2 separate regions of the Homo sapiens genome follow, and region 1 is linked to region 2. A link is an interaction called in ENCODE POLR2A ChIA-PET data of the cell type or tissue named here. Cell type or tissue: Caco-2. All regions are shown on one strand. Links, peaks and the distances in the headings refer to the core of each region. The heading gives the core; the rest is flanking DNA.

Region 1 (5,302 bases), core at 1-5,000, 53 kb before region 2:
TCATGAATAATTGTGTAGTCTGAACCTGTGTGTCTTGATACATTCTTGTCTTCTAATGCTATGCATGTTTCGTAAGTTTGTATAGTGGTTTTAATTAGAAAAAAGAAAAATAGGCTATAAACTCTACTAAAGAAAAATTCAAAAGTAAAAAACTCATTGCAGTTTTCCAAATTCCTTTTTTTTTTTTTTAAGACAGGGTCTTACTTTGTCACCCAAGCTGGAGTGCAGTGGCGTGATCCCATTACACTGCAACCTATGTCTTCCAGGCTCAAGCAGTCTTTCTACCAGCTTCCCGAGTAGCTGGGACTACAGGTGCACACCACCACACTTGGCTAATTTTTAAATTTTTTGTAGAGAAAAGATCTCACTATACTGCCCAGGCAAATTCTTATTAGCACCAACTGTCACCACAAACTCATCCTTTTCTGACATACCCATTCAAAAAAACTACTAACCAAATGTCCACAATCCTGCTAAAAGTGTTGAAAAGCTCTTAGTATAGTATTAAGTGTTATCTACAAAATTTGTGATTAACCAAAACACACACAATTGTGTTCAAATGTTATATATTTGAAGAGTCAATTTAACAATTCCTTTTGGTAGACTTCTTTTGCACCTCTTTACGCTTCTTTTTTTTCCTCTTACCACCCTCTTTGACTCCTGCTGAGAAAATAGGGGGATCTCTGTTGCTGGTAACCCAAGATATACCTCCCTCATCATTGTCCACGAAAGTATATTGAGATACATGTTTGGAGCTGTGAGAATTTGGTGAATAGTTGTTGAATGACTGTGTTCTCCAGCTGCATTCTTTTGCAAAGCCCTCTTCATTGGCCACACTATTTACAAGAAAAAATGTCAACTCTCCATTATCTTCAGCTTCTCTTTCTTGATCACTTTCAATAATTTTCTTTGTATTAATATTTCTGCCATTAACGATTTTGTCTGAAGTTGTAACAGATATGTAGTTGTCCATCCCACTATTATCAAAAGCCAGGGAAGAGAAAGAAGTAAGGCCTTCATGCCCCAATGAACCCTGTGATGTATATCCTGTATCATATGAAGAAAATTTCTCAAAAATTGGATATTCACTGGCAGTGGAGAAAAAGTATCCTGCATCTCTGTTTCTGTTTCCATAGGAGCTTCCTGGACGATTTAACAGGTCCTCAAGCGAGTCTTCAAAGAAGTGAAAAGAAAATGGATCCCTTTCATGAAAAATTTCTTTAAAAACATCATCTGGCTTATGGAATGTGAAGCCGTACTCACATTCATCATCAAAATGACTTCCACCTCCGTTTAATCCTTCTGTGCCATATTTATCATAAATGTCCCGTTTCTCATCATTTGATAATACCTCGTATGCCTCAGCTACTTCTTTGAATTTTCTCTCTGCTTCTTCTTTATTTTCTGGATTTTTATCAGGGTGCCATTTAAGTGCCACTTTATGATAAGCTTTTTTAATGTCCTCAGGTGAAGCATATCTTTGCAGTCCTAGAACTTCATAGTAATCCACCATGTTTTAACAGATAGTTGGAAGTGGGTGTGCTGGGTATTGAGAACCGTGGTTTCCTCAGCTCAGGCTCTGCTGGTGGTGGTGATAGAGGTAGTGACTGCAAATAGGTACACTTTTATGTTAAAGACAATGTTATTACCATGTGCTAAGAGATGAGGATACTGATTATGTGGCAAGCAGAGTTACAAATATGTCAGAGAGGGCTGCATTATGGTGTCATTCTGGGGTCAGTGTAGGGACTGGACCTTCCAAATAGAGCTAGTCCAGAGTCGTACCAGACCATCCTGAATCCTCTGGACTGTTTCCCCTGTATGTTTCCCTGGAAGCTTCAGGCAGTGCCTCATAAGCCAATGGAATCTGTTGCTAATAGCCACAGCATATCCCTTGCATAATATGACCTCTAGATTACTGCGCCTTAATTGCTTCCCAGCTCTTCTATGCTTTGGTTTAGAAAAATGAAGTACTGACTTACGGGTGAAGAAAGTATTCAAACAGTTGACATATTTATTTCAGTCAAGAAACAGTTCAGAGGGAGATACAAACAAGTAACTTAGTTACAATATAATAGTTATGATGAGAGGAAGTACTGGATGCTAAACAATTATATGAGAGACAGCTCAGGCTGGGGGTGTCAATGAAAGCCTCTTGGAGGAAGTAGCCTGATATGTTAACTTTCTGCATGCCAGTGGTAAGTCATTTGAGATTATAGTATCTTTGTCCACCCAAGGTTTACTGCTGTAAAACATGTAATTAAAGATTTGGAAAGTTGTGTGTTTATGTATTCACTGTATAATTATTGATTGTCTACTTTGTGCCAGGCACCGTTTTAGCCACTGGTGATAGCAGTATTGAACAAAAGACACCAGTTTTCCTGGTGCTTGCATTATAATAGAATACAAATAGGAGAACAAATAAAATAATTTAAGATAATGCGATATGTGCTCCAAAAAAAATAGCAATGTGCTGGGGGCAGAGCGCTACTTTAGATTGGTTTTAGAAGGCTTCTGAGGAGATGACATTATTGCTGAGACCTATATGACAGTCAGCCACATAGTGATCTAATATGGTAGCCACTGGCCATGTTGATGGACATTTTGGTTGTTGCCAGTTGGGGCTGTTGGACATAAAGCTAGCACTTATTTCAAGTACAGTGGGAAGCCTTTGTGGGGAGTGGGGAATATGCAAGTTTAATGATGTGATTTACATTTGTAATGGATCAGTGGCTACTATTTGGAAATTCAGTCATGTATGGGAAAGTAGAATTCGAGAGCCAAATTAGAAACAGACCAAAGGTGATTTTCTTTGGGGATAAACTACCAGTAGTCTAGACCCGAATTTAAAGGTCTTATATTCTATACCTGGCTCATTTTATTGTCTGAGAAAATTCCCTGTAATCTTTGTTTTTCCTCCTCTATGTTGTGTTTATTTTATTTTCCATCACATTTATAACCCCTCAGTTAAATGATACGCTAATGAAATCTAAAACTGTAGTGTATGCTTCTAGTCTTTCAAGACCATTTGTCAGGTCTGAATATTTTTTTGCTTTGCATTTTTATATATACTCATTTTTTAGAGGTATTGTGAAATGCTTAAAACTCAATTTAAATTCTCTCCAGTGTATGTGCTTACATGTACTTATGTGTGGCTTACCCATGATTATAATTTGCCTACCACTGGAAATAATAACCAATAATGTCGAAAATTATTTGAGTACCCTCTGAGTCACACTGTAGCAAGTGCTCATTTAACTGACACAGCACTCTAGCAAAATAAATATTTTATGCCCATAAGAAAACAGACGTTCTGAGAGAGAAAGTAATTTGTCTAAGGCTACATAGCTTGTTAGTGAAAAATCTGATTTTTAAACTTGAGTCTAATTTCAAGTTCTCATTCCACTCTACTGCATTTCTCGGACTAGGACTTAAAGAGTTTAGGTTCTAGGCATTCCACAAACAGATACTGAGAACCTGCTGTTACCGGAAAGGGGTCCCAATCCAGACCCCAAGAGATGGTTCTTGGATCTCGTGCAAGAAAGAATTTCAGTGGAATCCACAGAGTAAAGTAAAAGCAAGTTTATTAAGAAAGTAAAGGAATAAAGAATGGCTACTCCATAGGCAGAGCAGCCCCAAGGGCTGCTGGTTGCCCATTTTTATGGTTATTTCTTGATTATATCCTAAACAGGAAGTGGATTATTCATGCTTCCCCATTTCAGACCATATAGGGTAACTTCCTGACGTTGCCATGGCATCTGTAAACTCTTGGGGTGCTGGTGGGAGTGTAGCAGTGAGGACAATCAGAGGTTACTGTCATTGCCATCTTAGTTTTAGTGGGGTTTGGCCAGCTCCTTTTTTTAAGAACATCACAGGTAAAGCTCACAGGAAGGTGACAGTCTAGGAGAAGATGTTCGCAGTGTCTAAATTTGACAGGGACTTATTTTATTTTCATTATTATTGTTACTATTATTATTATTTGAGGTGGAGTTTCGCTCTTATTGCCCAGGCTGGAGTGCAATGGTGGGGTCTTGGCTCACTGCAACATCTACCTCCCGGGTTCAAGCCATTCTCCTGCCTCAGCCCGCTGAGTAGCTGGGATTACAGGCATGCACCACCACGCCCGGCTAATTTTGTATTTTTAGTAGAGAGGGGGTTTCTCCATGTTGGTCAGGCTGATCTCGAACTCCCAACCTCAGGTGATCTGCCCGCCTCAGCCTCCCAAAGCGCTGGGATTACAGGCATGAGCCACCGCACCCAGCTGGTCAGCTTCTTTACTATAACCTACCTGTTTTATTAGCAGGGTTTTTGTGTCCTGCATTTTGTGCTGACTTCCTATTTCATTCTGTGATTAAGACTGCCTTAACTTACTGGGAATGTAGCCCAGTAGGTCTTAGCCTTATTTTACCAAACCCCTACTGAAGATGGAGTTGCTCTGGTTCAAACGCCTCTGACACTATGATACAGAGAAAAGGTAGAAAATAGGAAATTCTGCTCTTAAGAAATTCATATAGTTTGAAAAAACTAATTTCAGTGGAGTGTAAAGTTATAATACGAGCACTTGTTTCTGCAGTTATACCCTTCTTTGTTGATCCTTTGCCTCCCAGCCATCCGCTGTGCCATTTTCTCTGCCTCTTCACAACAAAACTTATCCAGAGTATTGTCTCAGTGTCTTTGCTTTCTTACATCCTATTCCCTCCTTGGCATACTCCAATCTGTCTTCTGTCTTCTTTACTCTGCTAAAATCGCCAGGGTCTCCAGTGATTGATGTTACCATATCCAGTGGTTGTCCTTTTGGCTTCCTTGTATTTTGAAGCACTTGCCACACTGTGAGCCCTCCTCACTTTTTTTTTTTTTTTTTTTTGAGATGGAGTTTCACTCTCGTTGCCCAGGCTAGAGTACAGTGGTGTGATCTCGGCTCACTGCAACCTCTACTTCCCAGGTTCAAGCCATTCTCCTGCTTCAGCCTCCCGAGTAGCTGGGATTACAGGCATGTGCCACCATGCCTGGCTAATTTTGTATTTTTAGTAGAGACAGGGTTTCTCCATGTTGGTCAGGCTGGTCTCGAACTCCCGACCTCAGGTGATCCACTTGCCTCGGCCTCCCAAAGTGCTGGGATTACAGGTGTGAGCCACTGCGCCTGGCATAGTCCTCCCCACTTCTTAAAACACTTGTTTTTTAACTTCCTAAATACCACACTCTTTTTTTGTGGGGGGCGGGGGGGCAGCGGGTAGAGACAGGGTTTAGCCATGTTGGCCAGGCTGGTCCCGAACTCCTGGCCTCAAGTGATCTGTCTGCCTGC
Region 2 (5,734 bases), core at 411-5,410:
AATCCCAGCACTTTGGGAGGCTGAGGCAGGTGGATCACTTGAAGCCAGGGAGTTCAAGACCATCCTGGCCAACATGGTGAAACCCCATCTCTACTAAAAATACAAAAATTAGCTGGGCGTTGTAGCGTGCGCCTGTAGTCCCAGCTACTCAGGAGGCTGAGGCGGGAGAATCGCTGGAACCCAGGAGGCAGAGATTGCAGTGAGCCAAGGTTGCGCCACTGCACTCCAGCTCTGGGCAATAGAGCAAGACTCCATCTCAAAAAAAAAGTCAACATGTCATAAAATACATTTTATCCAGGATTTAGTTGTTTACTAACAGAAATTTATTCCATCTTTTGCCAAAAATGAAAAATCACATCCATCATTTTAAGTTGCCATTACTGTATGTTATCATTTACCCATTATTCTACTGTTTGTCAAATTTTGTACTTACTTAGATATGAATAACATATACTCTGTCTTCAAGGGCATAGAGAGATAATTTCAGCATAACATGACAATTAGAAAGTTAGAGATATACTTAAAGTTTTCTTCTTTCCCCACATGTATTATGATGGAGAGCAAAAGGGGAAGTGGGGCCTGGCGCGGTGGCTCATGCCTGTAATTCCAGCACTTTGGGAGGCCGAGGCAGGCGGATTATGAGATCAAGAGATCGAGACCATCCTGGCCAACATAGTTAGCCAGGTGTGGTGGCGGGCACCTGTAATCCCAGCTACTTGAGAGGCTGAGGCAGGAGAATCACTTGAACCTAGGAGGTGGAGGTTGCAGTGAGCTGAGATCACACCACTGCACTCCAGCCTGGGCAACAGAGCAAGACTCTGTCTCAAAAAAAAAAAAAAAAAGAGGGAAGTGATATTCCAAGGTTAAGTGTTTAAGGGTGGCTGTGTTTGAATAAGGCCCGGCATACCACTGGCATGCCAACGTATATAGGATTGTTTTTTTCTCTTGTTTCATAAAGCAAAGGCATATGGGTTTTTTTTTCTTAAAAAAAAATGATAATAGTGATATTTATGATGTGCTAATGTTTACACCTAGTAATTCAGTCCCAAGGAGTCTGGTTCCAAAGCCTATACACTGAAACACCACGCATTGCCAACTTTCTTGTGGCAGGGTGAATTCATCTGAAAAGATTTGTTTTGTTTTCACATGCCCCCTGTTTCAAACATCTGAAAAGTTTAGATGCTGTGTAGATAAATAGAAGAAACCAGCAATTAGTGTCCTTTAAATTAGAGCTTTAAAAAAATAAAAAGGACCAAGTGCAGTGGCTCACGCCTGTAATCCCCGCACTTTGGGAGGCCGAGGCAGGCAGATCACCTGAGGTTGGGAGTTTGAGACATCCTGACCAACATGGAGAAACCCCGTCCCTACTAAAAATACAAAATTAGCCAGGTGTGGTGGCAATCACCTGTAATCCCAGCTACTCGGAGGCTGAGGCAGGAGAATCGCTTGAACGCGGGAAGCGGAGGTTGTGGTGAGCTGAGATCACACCATTGCACTCCAACCTGGGCAACAAGAGTGAAACTCCGTCTCAGAAAAAAAAAAAAAAAAGAAAGGCATACTTTGGATTACTAGAAACAACTTATAATCATGAGCTTATCCACTTTAACCTGTCTTACTTTGTTCCAGGATGGGGAAATGGTGCTTCTGGATGGAGGTTGTGAGTCTTCCTGCTATGTGAGTGACATCACACGTACGTGGCCAGTCAATGGCAGGTAGGGCTTCTACAGAGTAACGTATCCCACTGCTTCTTAGGAGTATGAGTTGGAATATGGCTATATTTGGAATGAATGACTAAAGAAATACTATAGGTCCATTCCTGGTCAAGTTAGGTTGCAAAGCTCCTTATTATTTTCTAAGACTGTTTTGTTCATCATATCACTGGATGAGGCACATAGAAACACCTAGGTAACTAACAAAGATTTTTTTTTTTTTTTTTTTTTTTTTTTTTTTGGTAAGAGACGGGGTCTCGCTGTGTCATCCAGGCTGGGGTGCAGTGGCTATTCACAGGCCAAATCATAGCTCACTGCAGCCTCGAACTCTGTCCTGAAGTGATCCTCTCTTCTCAGACCTCTTAAGTAGCTGGGACTATAGGCACATTGCCACCATGCCTGACTCACAGACATTTTTTAAAAAATAAAGTTGATTTTTTAAAATACAGAAGTAATATTCAGGTTATGGTAGAAAGCTTGATTGGATTAATCCTCCATAGATAATAATTATAAAATCTGGACAAAATATTAAAAATAACTATTTAAAGGCACTAGAGATCCCTTTGTAGCTCATGAGTGTGATGATTGGGTGTTCACGTGCAGGTATGAGATGTGCTACCCTCAAACCTTCTTACAAGGTCAGCACATTACCCATCTGACATGAAAAAAATCAAAATAAAAGGCACCAGAGAGCTTTCAAAAATAGGCAGAAATTGTACAAGTCCATTCTTTTTTTTTTTTTTTTTTTGAGACGGAGTCTCGCTCTGGCACCCAGGCTGGAGTGCAGTGGCATGATCTCGGCTCACTGCTAGCTCCACCTCCCAGGTTCACATCATTCTCCTGCTTCAGCCTCCCGAGTAGCGGGACTACAGGCACCCACCACCACGCCTGGCTAATTTTTTGTATTTTTCGTAGAGATGGGATTTCACCGTGTTAGCCAAGTACAAGTCCATTCTTAAAAAACTATAATGGGCCAGGCCTGGTGGCTCATACCTGTAATCCCAGGACTTTGGGAGCCCAAGGCAGGCAGAGCACCTGAGGTCAGGAGTTCAGGACCAGCCTGACCAAAATGGTGAAACCCTGTCTCTACTAAAAATACAAAAATTAGCCTGGGAATGGTACTCGGGAGGCTAAGGCAGGAGAATCGCTTGAACCCAGGGGACGGAAGTTGCAGTGAGCTAAGATTGGACTCTGCACTCCAGCCTGGGTGACAGAGTGAGACTCTATCTGAAAAAAAAAAAAAAGAAAAACTATAATGGATAAAAATGGTGATAAGGGCTTTTTGCCTGAGGACATTGCCCAATGCACATAGCTTGGGCGGCAGAAAGCCACAGCCTTATTGATTTAAGATATCAAATGATAGATTTAGGTGCTGACAGAATAGCCAGAAAGATGAAGGAAAATCCTTGACGAGAAGGGCTTGTGGAAACTCTGAGCCCCAAAATCTGCATACAGAATATTTAAAAATCCTTGGCTGATTACTGAACTATGTGTTCTGAGGAGGCCTCATGAGGCTCAGCAAAATACGAGCAGCTAGAAGCAGAATAAACTGAGCAGAGATTTTAGTTGCTTCCCAGTGAGAACAGAGTTTGTAGTTTGAAGCTATCCAAGTTAACAAAATTTCTAGACATGAGAAGAAACTGGTAATTGTGACCTGTAATCAAGAAAATCTGATAATGAAATAATCCTGGCCAGGTGCAGTGGCTCATGCCTGTAATTCTAGCACTTTGGGGGGCCGAGGTGGGCAGATTACTTGAAGTCAGGAGTTCAAGACCAGCCTGGCCAAAATGTGAAACCCTGTCTCTACTAAAAATACAAAAATTAGCTGAGTGTGGTGGCGGGCACCTGTAATCCCAGCTACTCGGGAGGCTGAGGCAGGAATATCGCTTGAACCGGGAAAGGGGAGGTTGCAGTGAGCCGAGATTGTACCACTGCACTCCAGCTTGGGCGACAGAGTGAGACTCCATCTCAAACAAAGGAAAAAAAAAAAGAAAGAAATGATCCTAATGTTCCAATTAGCAGAAAGACTCTAAAGTAGCTGTTATAGATAAGTTAAAGGAAGATGTAGACATAATGAGCAAACAGATGGAGAATCTCAATGAGAAATAGAAACAAAAAAGAACCAGAGATTGTGGGAAGATGGCAGCAGCAGGATAGTTTTTCAAACTTTCCAAATTGTCAAATAAACATAGAGCAACTAGCTAACAAAACCAAACACTAGGTAGTATTTGTTACCTCAAAATAATTACCTCCTAATTCACAAACATTCAGTCTGTAACTGCCCAAAATCTAGACTGATAAACTCTGTATGTCAAGCAGCCTGGATTCTTTAACAAATAAATTACAAGGAAATGAAAAGAGGTGGAGGAGGAGCCTACTAACTAAAAGAGATTTTAGTTATATCAAATATATTACAAATGAACACAAAGAAAATTATCTTGGGGTGAATATTTGGGTGATAAAAATATCTTTAAAACACAAAGGACAGCCAGGCGAGGTGCCTCATGTAATCCCAGCACACTGGGAGGAAAGACAGGAGGATCACTTGAGCTCAGGAGTTCAAGACCAACATGGGCAGCATAGTGAAACCTGGTCTTTACAAAAAAATTAGCCAGGCGTGGTGGCACATGCCTGTAGTCCCAGCTACTCAAGAGGCTGAGGTGGGAGAATTGCTTGAGCCCAGGAGACAGAGGTTGCAGTGAGCCAAGATTGCACCATTGCAATCCAGCCTGGGTGACAGAGCCAGACCCTGTCGCAAAAAAAAAGAAAAAGAAAAAAACCCCACAATGACCAAGCATAGTGGCATGCACCTATAGTCTCAGCTACTCAGGAGGCTGAGGCAGGAGGATCACTTGAGTCCAAGAGTTCTAAGCTGCAGTCCACTATGTTGATCAGGTGTCTGCAACCAGTTAGAGGTTTTTGCACATTACCTAAGGAGGGCTGAACTGGCCCAGGTCAGAAACAGAGCAGGTCACAACTCTCATACTGATCAGTAATGGGAACAAGCTTGTGAATAGCCAGTACACACCAGCCTGGGCAACAGAGCAAGACCCCATCTGTAAAAAAAGGAAACAATTTAATTAAAATTTTTAAAAAACACAAGGAATAGGGAGTGACTGCTAACAGATACAAGATTTGGGAGGAGATGGTAATGAAAATTTTCTAGAATTAGTAGTGGTGATGATTGTACAACATTGTGAATATACTTAAAACCACTGAATTGTACACTTTTTTAAGTGAAGGAATTTTATGATAAGTGAATTATATATCAATAAAAATGATAAATTCGGTCAGGCATTATGGTTCATCCTGTAATCCCAGCACTTTGGGAGGCCAAGGCGAGCAGATGACTTGAGCCCAGGAGTTCCAGACCAGCCTGGGCAACATGGCAAAACCCAATCTCTACAAAAAAACATTAAAAGTGCTTCCTTCAGCAGCACATATACTAAAATTGGAACAATACAGAAATTAGCATGGCCCCTGTGCAAGGATGACATGCAAATTTGTGAAGCATTCCATATATAATCATGAAAGAAAAAAATAGCTGGATATGGTGTCACAGGCCTGTAGTCCCAGCTACTAGAGAGACTAAAGTGGGAGGATCACCTGAGCCCAGGAAGTTGAGGCTGCAGTGAGCTGTGACTGCACTACTACACTCCAGCCTAGGCAGCAGAGTGAGACTCTGTCTAAAAAAAAAAAAAAAAAAAATCTGTAAATAACAGTACACACAAATAAAAAAAATCACAATTAACTGACTATAAACTGATATGGCTAGCATGGTGGCTCACACTGGTAATCCCAGTGTTTTGGGAGGCTGACGCAGGAGGATCAGTTGAGGCCAGGAGTTCAAAACCAGTCTGGGCAACACAGCAAGACCTCTATATCTACAAAAAATACAAAAAATTGGCCAACTATGGTGGCGCACACCTGTAATCCCAGCTACTTAGGATGCTGAGGTGGCAAAATCACTTGACCCCTGAAATTTTTGGTTACGGTGAACTATGATCACATCACTGTGCTCTAGC

The links. ChIA-PET counts read pairs that join two places held together with the same protein. Peaks named below come from ENCODE experiments on the same cell type or tissue, not always from the same donor. Only the 100,000 strongest peaks of a DNase experiment are listed, where the experiment ranks them.
Region 1: POLR2A ChIA-PET joins it to region 2 with 11 read pairs; 10 of 35 experiments call an interaction of 5 or more read pairs at or near these places.

What each region holds. Positions count from the first base shown.
Region 1 is chr22:40,860,482-40,865,783 of GRCh38, forward strand. The region is part of intron 1 of XPNPEP3 (X-prolyl aminopeptidase 3); the gene reads left to right. It overlaps DNAJB7 (DnaJ heat shock protein family (Hsp40) member B7), which reads right to left and starts at 1,632. Exons shown (of 1, transcript NM_145174.2): 1 at 1-1,632. The coding sequence starts at 1,513. The coding sequence ends at 584. In Caco-2, for the core only: no CTCF peak of the experiment used is centred there; no DNase peak of the experiment used is centred there.
Region 2 is chr22:40,912,613-40,918,346 of GRCh38, forward strand. XPNPEP3 (X-prolyl aminopeptidase 3) reads left to right here. Exons shown (of 10, transcript NM_022098.4): 7 at 1,627-1,712. LOC124905157 (small nucleolar RNA U13) reads left to right here and starts at 2,267; the gene lies at 2,267-2,370. It also overlaps the pseudogene RNU6-379P. In Caco-2, for the core only: no CTCF peak of the experiment used is centred there; a DNase peak (open chromatin) is centred at 3,019.